2 separate regions of the Homo sapiens genome follow, and region 2 is linked to region 1. A link is a loop called in an ENCODE intact Hi-C map of the cell type or tissue named here. Cell type or tissue: OCI-LY7. All regions are shown on one strand. Links, peaks and the distances in the headings refer to the core of each region. The heading gives the core; the rest is flanking DNA.

Region 1 (5,392 bases), core at 89-5,088:
CTTGAGTGGGCAGTAGAAGGTGCACAGGGGACACCTGTGAGCTGAGTGGGGGAAGACAACAATTAACTTCCAAATAGGGGGTTAGCAGGTAGGAATGCAGGGAGGTTTCCAAAAGAAACATCTCATTTGAACAACTGTAAGTACTTTCTTTAGCAGGCACATAATATGCAGAAGAAGAATTTGGAGAGACGAGCTATACTCAGGCACTGAAAGATCTTGAATGGGATCCTCAAAGATTTGGATTTCAATCTGTGAGCAATCAAGGATCATAAGGCATTGTAAGCAGGAGAGGCATAGGGGAAAATTTATTTTTAATAAAAATCATTCAGTCAGTAGCACAGGATGGGCTTGACTGAGAGGACAATAATCATGACACCACGATGAGGATAAGAACCAAGGAAAAAGACATGAAGCTGTAGTAGGAGCCAGAGGTGAAAGCTATTAAAAATGCCTCATCAATATGTTTGGGACTGTCAGCAGGAGGGGAGCAGTGAAAAACTCCCAGATTATCCCCAAGCATTTAGAGTAGTCAAACTGGTAAGATACAGCTGATGTGGATAAATGTAGTTATTTCTCCATTCTTGCTTAAGTCTGATTTCTCCTGTTTTGCATCTTAAAATGCTTCCTTTTTCTTCCTCTCTGCTACCAATTCATCTCTATTCTCCCTCAACAAAGAATGTACAGCTTGGTAACAATCTAATTTGTTTTTTTCTTTCATCTTCTTTATGTCATGACTCTTTCAGCAAACTTTTAATTGATATACTTTTTCTCTCTCTCCCCCTCCCTCCCTCTTCTCTCTCTCTTTCTTTTCTTTATTTTGTCCATGCACTCACAATGTGTCTCCTGACTTAAAATTCCAGGAGGGGTGGGATGTGGAGTAGAGATGTGGTGGAGATTGCTCAGACTTAAAGCCTGAGCATTTTTCAGGCTGGGTCCTCTACAACATTTTGTCCATGTGGTATCTCACCAGCACATAGTGTAGAAAGTGTCACCTTGGCCTACAAGATGTAAAACAGCTAATGGAGGGCTCAAATGTAGCTCTCCACAAACTTCTCTCTTACTTTTGATGTGGGCGGAAATGAGCTCTGCCTAAAATGCTCCATTGGTTTCGCCCCTCCTAGCTGGGTGGTGCAACTGCAAAGAATGTGCTGTGAACCTTGTGAGCGAACATTTGAGCGCCACAGATCCATGACCTGTGGCAATAACTTAGGAAACTATAAAACCAGAAGCATAGTGACGCTAACAATAGGAACTTGGCCTTTCCTTCGTCTTACTATGGAATGCCTTCCTGGCCCACAACTCAAAGGTGCCCTTAGAGTAGCATCTTCAGGAGTGCTGATGCACTTCCTTTGTGATGAACTAAACAGCCTCTACTGTGCTGCAGAGCAAGAGTGAGACAGGAACATGTGCTCACAGGAAGTCAGTGGTTCCCTTTTTAACAATACCTGCTCCCAGTTCAGCCTTTTATAACTGCCTTTCAGAGCTTTTATGTGTTGGACAGAGAAGCTGGGCTCTACTCTACTGTCCCTCCCCTCCTGTGGGACTCCTTTCCAGTGGCTGGGTAGAGGGGAGTTTGCTGGGGCAGGAAGCAGCAGAGGGAGTTCCACAGCAAAGGATGAGACTCAGCGCAAGCTCACAGCTGTGTGAGCCAAGTTCAGTGCCTAGCTTAGATTCCACCTGTGGTTGTGGTAGGGGAGGCCAGCGGAAGTGTAATTCCTTCCGCATGACAGCCGATCAAGGTTCATATGTATGTGACATGCATATTAGGGCCAGCAGTTCCTCCTAAACAGGAGAGGTCCTCCCCTCCATGACACACACACATCCTGCCCTTAGCTAATATTTACATGCTAACTCTGGACAATTCTTCATTTAAATAAAAAATGAATAATTTGAGGACACCTGAAATGGGTTGAAAATGTCTGTTATGCTTAGAGATAAATGAGTGATGACACCATGCGGTTGATTATCTCCACAATGGTAAAGAAATAATTTAAGAGAGAAAAACAAGGTGAATAGGACCAGATCAATGACAAAACTGACCTTATCTTCTTAAGTATATTATGAAGGAAAGTACATATTTTCATCTTGGCCACCTGAAGTGAGCTCTGAAGGAACTCCATTCTTTAGATCTATACTTGTGATCCCACTGATCCCAATGAACAAAATTCCTTGAGGCCTGCTCTTTCATTTGTTTCTCTGGAGCACAAGAACCAGGTCCATGTTTACTGTGTTGGAAGACAGTGATCCTCGGCCTGATAGTCTGTGCTGATATATTTAAAAGAATGTAAGTAAATCTACACTTTTCAAATAGAAGAGGAAGTATTCACGCAAATGTGTAGTGCCTCCCTGTAGACGGATATGATCAGCTATTTTAGCTGCAAGTTTACAATTGTTGACATACTATAAAGACCATACTCTCAAGAAAGCATCAGAAAAATTCACTAGTAGTGATATAGTGAATGGTAGAACTAAAAATCAAAGATCTAGGATCTAGTCTTTTTACTGCTATTAATTAGCTGAGTGGTGTTCTACAAATTGCTTGACTTTCTAATCAAGTTAGCAAGTCTCAGTTTTGTAATTGCCAAAACAAATGATTTAAACTTCAGAATCTCTAAGGTTCATATATGCCAATATTTAAATATGGAAAACATTATCTTAGTGTAAGGGCCCATTTCCCCTGAATGAAGGCATATAATGCACAAAGACAATAACAGCACAGCCAGGTTCTGGAGCTGTTTACCAGCCAAGGTGAATCCATCAACTTCCTTTGACACTGTAAGGTGTCTTCTTCTATATCAGTACCCGAAAAAACTCAAGGATCCCTCCTCCGTGGTCATTTGCATCAGTTACATAAGTAGCCTGGTTGAAATCAGCACATTAAGGTATGACTTCCGTCTCCATTTGAAATTGTTTCTCCTCCTAGCAGCTTATGAGGTTTTCCATCCCTCTCTGTTTCTGGTACTCCTGTATCTTTCCTTCTCTCTGCAGCCAGTTTTTGCCTCTCTGCATAATATCTCAGATCTAGCTTCTGTAACTGGTAAGAGGATTACAATTAAACATGCAACCGAAATCTAGAAGTGTTTTGGTACAAGGTATCAGAGCACTGCTGCAGGTAGCTTCTGCAACAACAGGATATGGTGTAGATAATTCTGTCAAAAGATGTATGGTCCTTAATGTAGACATTAATGTCCTCAACAGTGCACCTCAGCTACCTTGCTGTGCATATCAGATTTCAGCAGCAGGGGCAAGTGGGAGTAGTATTGGCACCTTCAGCAAGTTTTGGAATGAGAGATGCCATCAGAGCTGTAAAAAAGAAAGACCAAGGATGGTGAGGGGTGGCATGAGGATGAGTCAAAGGTAGCATACGTGAAACTATCTCCTCCCACCTCATAGGTGATACTCAAAACTACTTGAGAGAAATGTGAAGAAGGCTGGAGTTCACAAATGGCAGAAGGGATATTGTGAACCTATTCTTATCTATTGAGAATGGAATAGGAAACATATTTGGCACATATTTTAATAAGACACTTTTTAAACTCCAACTGTCTGCAAATCATTTATGGCCAATCTAAATCATTTATAGTTAGCATCTATATTTTCCACAATTTCCAGAATCTTAACACTAATACAATGTTCCATGTTGTGGTATATGCTATTGGAATAACATGTCAAATACACTGAAACTCGAAAGTGTAAAATATAGGGTATTATTAATCAACTGATCCACATTTATTTAACCCACAAATTTGCATTAAACGTTTACCCTTTATTAGTTCAATGTGATGTTATTATAGTGACGGTATAATAATGATCCAGTAAAAATGTACATCAAAATTAAGAATAATTAAGATAAATTTGGAGAGAGCATGATTCCAAACAACAATAGAAAAATGATGATACCATATTAATAACCCTTATTTATTGGTTGCTGTTTTCATAAAACTCCTACATACATTACTTTATTTAAATGTGAGAATCAATACTAAGTAGTGTGTTATCTCCATTATAGAGCAGGTAGAGGGATTTCAAAACAATGATTGCAAACTTATGGCTGTTTTTTTTTTCTTTTTGACTCACATTATTGCTGTGGCTCTTTTAATCTGAATTAGCAGTATTCAAAAACAAGAAGAATTTACATAAAAATTTATATAAACTTCCCTTTAAAAACAAGGATATTGTACAACACCAGAGTCCACATTCTTAGCATGACAATAATATGCTGATGTTGAATAATGTATGTTCCTTTAAACAAGGCACCCAACTAGTCACCAATATGTTTTTTGTTAAAGATGTAATTAATATGTAATACACATATGGAAAAATGCAAAGAAAAAAAGATTATTTTTATAAAGTTAACACAAAGTTAATTTTTACATCAAGAAATACCCAAATCAAGAAATAGAACATTATTAACACTTCAAAGCCCCGCTTGTGTTCCTTCCAAATGACTCCCACCACCAAACATCACCCCACTATCTTGATTCCTTACACCATAGGTTATTTTTGTGTTTTTTTTGTTTTGTTTTGTTTTGTTTTGAGATGGAGTGTCGCTCTTTCGCCCAAGCTGGAGTGAAGTGGCACAATCTCGGCTCACTGCAACCTCTGTTCCCTGGGTTCAAGCAATTCTCCTGCCTGCCTCAGTCTCTGGAGTAGCTGGGAATGCAGGTGTTCACCACCATGCCTAGCTAATTTTTTGTATTTTTAGTAGAGACAGGGTTTCGCCATGTTGGCCAGGCTGGTCTTGAACTACTGACCTCAGGAGATCCCCCTGCCTCGGCCTCCAACAACCACACCCGGCCAACCACCACACCCAGCCATTTTTGCTTGTTTTCGAGCTTTACATAAGTGATACACAATTTCTTTCTTGTGTGTGGCTTCTGTTCCACATCATTTTGTTTGTGAGATTCATTCATGTTGCACTGCATATTTGAAGCTTGTTCATTCTCGTTGTTGTATAGATTCTATTCATGAACATATATCAATTTTATTTATTCATTTGATTTTGCTATACATCTGCCTTCTTTCTAATTTAAGTTGCAAATAGTGCTGCTGTGAATATTCTGCTGATGAATATCTTTTGGTGAATGTATATACCATTTCTCATAAGAATTCACCTAAGAATAGAATTGCTGGGTCATATGGTATGCATATATTCAGCTTTAGTTAGATAATGCCAAAAATATTTCCAAAGTGATTGTACCAATTTGCACTTCCACCAGTAGTGTATGATCATTCCAACTGCTCCACTTTCTTACCACCACTTTCTTCTCTCTACCTTGCCTTATCTATTGTTATTCCAATGTGGTGTAATAGTATCACATCATAGTTTTAATCTGTATTTCACTGATTATGAATGAAGTTGAATACTTTTCACAAGTCCATTGGCCATTTG
Region 2 (5,392 bases), core at 97-5,096, 470 kb before region 1:
AGGTCAAAGGTTTGTCCTAGACCCTGTGGGACATCTATTTACCTATCAGGATCATCTGAAAACTTCCCCAGGTCTACTTTAATCTGCTTTAAGTCAGAGAAGGAGAAGGGTTCATGTACCTGGGTTGGGCCAAATCCCCATCCCCCAACAGCTTGAAGGGGACATAACCAATAGCCTGGGGGTTTTTGCCATCCCTTGGAGGTTTCTTTGCTTGTTTCCTTCTGGGTGGGGGACATTAGTGCAGGCTTATCATTAATAGGAAGGGGAGCTATAGGAAGGCTAGGATATGGAGGTAAGCTGAGAGATCCTCCTATGGAATGTAAATTGCAAGCTTTGCATAGTTATGAATTCTTCTTCAATGAAAAGAAAGCTTGGACATAATGTATTTCACTCCATTTGCCTTCTCTCTTACAGAAAAGGTCAAGCTGCAGGATAGTACTGTAATTTATACTTCCCTCAGGTGGTGGTTTTTCCCATCAGAGAGAGAATATTGGGGCTAGGCCGTAGTGCAGAAAAAAATGAGCTGCCTCTTTTTCAGGGTTTGCGGGTCAAATTGGTCCCAGCGGCTTAGGATGCATTTCAAGGGTGAGCCTGTTGATGCCTGAGTGTTTCCCATCTGAAAGAAAAATACTGCCCATGGTTTTGGTTTGTTTTGCACCCCCCTCCCCTGCTCAAGAACCCACAATGGTCCCTGGACCCTGCTGATCGGAATAGTTGCACTCACCGACGCAGCAGCAGAAACACTTGTTTTCCTCCTAGACCACAATGAGGACCAAGAAAGGTCAGATTTGGTGGCCCTTACTGATGCATTGTCGAAAACCTGCACCCTTGCCTTTCCTCTTAGACCACAAAGAGGACTGAGAAATGTTGGATTTACTGGCCCTTACCGACACATTCTCAAAAACCTGTTAGAGTCCTAAGCATTTTCTCCTGTTAGTATTGGGACTTTACCCCTGTCCTATAAAGATGATATGCTTCAAAATGGAGTGGAGGGCTATATCTTCGTGATGAGTGTTGCAGCTCTTAAAGGTGGTGCAGACCCAAAGAGTGAGCAGCAGCAAGATTTATTGTGAAGAGCAAAAGAACAAAACTTCCACAGTGTGGAAGGGCACCCGAGCAGGTTGCCACTGCTGGCTGGGGTGGCCAGCTTTTATTCCCTTATTTGTCCCCATGCATGTCCTGCTGATTGGTCCATTTTACAGAGTGCTGATTGGTCCATTTTACAGAGCACTGATTGGTCCATTTTACAGGGTGCTGATTGGTCCATTTTAGAGGGTGTTGACTGGTCCATTTTACAAACCTCTAGCTAGCTACAGAGCGCCAATGGGTACATTTTTACAGAGAACTAATTGGTGCATTTTACAAACCTCTAGCTAGCTACAGAGTGCTGATTAGTGCGTTTTTACAGAGCACTGATGGATGCATTTTACAAACCTCTAGCTACAGAAAAGTTCTCCAAGTCCCCACTTGACCCAGGAAGTCCAGCTGGCTTCACCTCTCAATAACTCCTACTTCTGTTTGGAACTCATCTCTGGAATCATCTGGCTTCAGAGTCCAACCAGAGTCAATAGTTATGAATATACCCTTGGTTATTCTGTTCCACACTCATCATACTCTCTTGCATGATCCAGGCCTGGATTTAATATCCAGTCATTTAGTATCTTCCCAAACTTGGACTACTTATTGAACTTTATCATGTGTAAAATGGGGCAATGTATCATGTGTAAAATGGGGCAATGTTATCAGCCTCACTGGATTATTTTACAGATTAAAAGAGAACAAATATAGGGAGTTAAGAACTAACTCTTGAACATGATAAGTGCTCAGTGTATTTTGATCTTTTTCCTTATGTTAATCAAATAACACCTGTCACTGCAGGCTTCATGAGAGTTGGTCTGTTTCTACAAATTATTTTTTATATCTTTTCAATATGTACTTCTTTGTTTTCCCACCATGATAGCACACTGCTGATGTTAAAAATATCACTGAGAACCAATTGATAAATATCAGAGCATTACCTCCCCACAAAAGGGTAATTCAGAGTTTGTAAACGATGACATTAATGGAAAATGCCACTTCAATTACAATTTTTTCTTTTCTGCTTTTTTTTTTTGGAGGGACTTGTTAAGAAAAATTATTCTAAGTTTTAATATTTCAAATTACATAGGATATTACATAGTTTAATCAAATTACATCTTTGCACATCTTGATTGATTCATTCATTTTGAAATATTACTTTAAAATCATGAAAATACAATAATAATTCTCATTCCAGTTTCTTTGATATTTTATCAAAACCAATATCCGTCATCAGTTTGTGGCAATATTTGATTTTTTTATCATGATTTAGTTCTTCTATTTTTAAGAATACATTTATTCTATCATCACATCACATTGTCAGAAGTCTCATAAGAAACATTGTTGAGAACTGTGTGACCAAGTACTTCTTTTAGGGTGTAATTCTTTCAAAGCAAGCTCTAGATTTTAACATAGTTGAATTAGTAGTATTTTTTGGCAATTTAATATGGAGGTATAAGATATTTGCACAAACTTACATATTTCTTAGAGGCTCCCTTCAATGAATGTTTTGAAACCAAACACGTGTATAACATCACCTAAACCAAGAAAGAGGATGTGGCCAGTATGTCGGAAAACCCCACTTATGCCAACTCCAGTTACTATTCTCCACCCCACAGTTGACACCCACTTCTAAAACCAGAGATGTTGCATATCTCTCACCTTTATCAAAATAAAATTTATCATTGACTAATTTTATTAATTTTAATTGATTTCATTAAAACAAAATGATACTGTATCTATTTAGTTGTGTGTGACTTCCTGTTCAACGTCTTGCTTGGCAAATTTAGAACTGTTTTTGCACACAGTTGTAATCAGTTCCTTCTTACTGACATATGGTATTTCACTAGAATTATGAACATACCAGTACAGGAGTTTTGGTAAACATGTGTATGCATTTCTATTGGGTATATCCTTAGAATTTGAATTGCTAGGCTGTAAGGTATGCATACATTTAGCTTTAGAGGACACTGCCAAAGAGCTTTCTATGAGGTTGTACTAAACTATACTAAACTATGTCTCACACCAACAGTATATGAAACTTGCAGTTGCTACAGATCCTCACCAACACCTGGTATTGTCTGTCTTCTCATGTTAACAATTCCAGTGAGGAAGTAGAGGTATCACATTGTGGTTTTTTAACTTGCATTTTGTCAATGAGTAATAAATATGAGTAACTTTTTCTATATTTATTGACCATTTTAATGTATTTTATGTGAATTGTTTAAGTATTTTGTGCATTTTACTATTCGATTTTCTATCCTTTCCTTATTAGTTTGCAGGTGTTCTTTACAGAGTCTAGATATGATTTTTTGTGTGGGGGGTAAATTTTTTGTAGATATACTCCTTCTTTATTTATTTAATGTTATCATTTGATGAACAGAGCTATTGATTTATCTTTTTGCTTTAGTTTAAAACTATTTGTGTTCTGTTTCTGAAATCTTGGACTACTCTAAAATCATGAAGATGATTGCCCATGTTTTCATCTAAAGCCATTATTGTTTTACCTTAACCACATAGACCACAGTCATTTTTAATTGATTTTTGTGACTTGGGTGAGCAGAAATTAAGATACTTATTTTTCTCAAATAAGTAATCCATTGATGCAGCACCTTTATTGGAAAAACTACACGTTGCCCACTGCACAGCAGTGTTACTTTTGTGATAAATTAGGTTGGCGTATATATGGGTAAAACTGTTTCTTAGTGAGTATATGAAGCACATATAGAAAACTAAAGAGAATAGTATAATTATCCCATACTATCCATCACACAGCTTCAATAATTATCAGTTCATGGACACTTTTCATATACTAGCACTCACTTCTTTCCGCAATTCCAAAGATTATATTATTTATCCATTAGTATTTCAGTATATCTTTCTGAAAGATAAGGTCTTTTTTCTAACATTCTGAAATATTATATTATCACACCTAAAAACTAACATTCACTTAATATCACCAAATGCCCACTTATTGTTCAATTTCTGATTGTCCCATACATTTTTAAGGAGGTGTTCATCCAAATTACATTTTTAAGGACTTGTTCATCTAAATTAGAATTAAAAAATGTTTATGAACCTGAGCAACATAGTGAGAGACCCCATCTCTTAAAAAAAAAAAATTGGCCGGTCATGGTGGCATGCGCCTGTGTTCCCTGCTACTCCAGGAGCTGAGGCAGGAGGATCTCTGGAGCCCAGGATTTTGAGGCTGCAGTGAGGTACGATTACATCACTGCACCCCAGCCTGGGTTGTTGACAGAGTGAGATCCCAGCTCTTAAAAAGAAAATGTTTATACATTGTAATTGGTTGATAGGTCTCTTCAGTCTCTTCTAAAAACTACAGTTTTTCCTCTCTCTCTCGTGCGTGTATGTGTGTGTGTGTGTTCTTTGCGATGAATTTTTAAGAAGCTGGTTCAATAGTTCAGTAGAGTGGTCCACATTTTGGATTTTGTTATATTAGTCAATGATTAGTTCCTATTGGAACAAGACTTTTTTAAAAAAGATTGATTTCTAGGTACTGAAACAAAGCAACAGTTACCTCAATATCACCAAAGTGGAGTACCAGCTGAAGTTTGTGCTAATACCTAATGCTTATGTAAGAAATACACCTATTTTTATAATAGGTTTCTATATGCACTGTCCAAGGGCATTTTAACTGTAGCACTATTGACATTTTGTTTGGGCTGGTGAATTCTTTGTTGTAAGGGGATGTCCTACACTTTGTAGGATGTTTAACAGTATCACTGGCCTCTTTACTTTAGATGCCAGTAGCAGGCCCCAGTTGTGAACATATAAAACACTTATTGTCATTCACCCACTGCTTGCCATTTTTCATCCCTATTCTTTATATTTTCTCACCTTGATCTGTTATAAGTTCCTTGAGAATAGGAGCAATGTCTTAATGAATGAATTGGGGTTATTGATCATTTTTATGCCCTTGTGATATTTGCTTCTGAGGACCAAATGAGATAATCCACAAAAGACTCCCTTCGAACACTTTGCAGGGCCCTGGTAAAAGTGTTGGACATTTTTAGATCCTGTTACTGGTTTTGCCTCACCATTTCCTGCTGCATTGTACTCAGTCCACTGCTATTGACTCCTCCATTTCAAACCAAGCATTTTTGTGTAGTCAGCAATGTTTTTCCATTAATTCTTCTTTCCTTCTTCACACAAATCAACCAACTTTTTCCTCTTGACTTAATTCCCACAGTTTCAAGTTACAGCTTTCCCAGCCTCATCTCTCAGCTTCTCATACACTAATCTTTCTGTGTTTCCCACAGTCAACCTCCCTATTTCTACTCCATTTACCTACACT

Evidence for each region. Hi-C counts contacts between places; a loop is a spot of excess contacts. Peaks named below come from ENCODE experiments on the same cell type or tissue, not always from the same donor. Only the 100,000 strongest peaks of a DNase experiment are listed, where the experiment ranks them.
Region 2: a loop joins it to region 1, with 3 times the contacts of the local background. A loop is called at or near these places in 2 of 110 quality-filtered maps.

The regions. Positions count from the first base shown.
Region 1 is chr1:198,617,382-198,622,773 of GRCh38, reverse strand. No RefSeq gene overlaps it. Among named protein-coding and RNA genes, the nearest start is that of PTPRC, 19 kb to the left of the region's middle. In OCI-LY7, for the core only: CTCF peaks have their summits at 2,852 and 3,067; DNase peaks (open chromatin) are centred at 1,073, 1,703, 2,843, 3,123 and 2 weaker places; H3K4me3 peaks cover 3,681 bases; H3K27ac peaks cover 4,414 bases.
Region 2 is chr1:199,087,223-199,092,614 of GRCh38, reverse strand. No RefSeq gene overlaps it. Among named protein-coding and RNA genes, the nearest start is that of LINC02789, 59 kb to the left of the region's middle. RefSeq lists an enhancer at 2,974-3,023. In OCI-LY7, for the core only: no CTCF peak of the experiment used is centred there; DNase peaks (open chromatin) are centred at 2,624, 2,884 and 3,134; H3K4me3 peaks cover 1,061 bases; H3K27ac peaks cover 1,969 bases.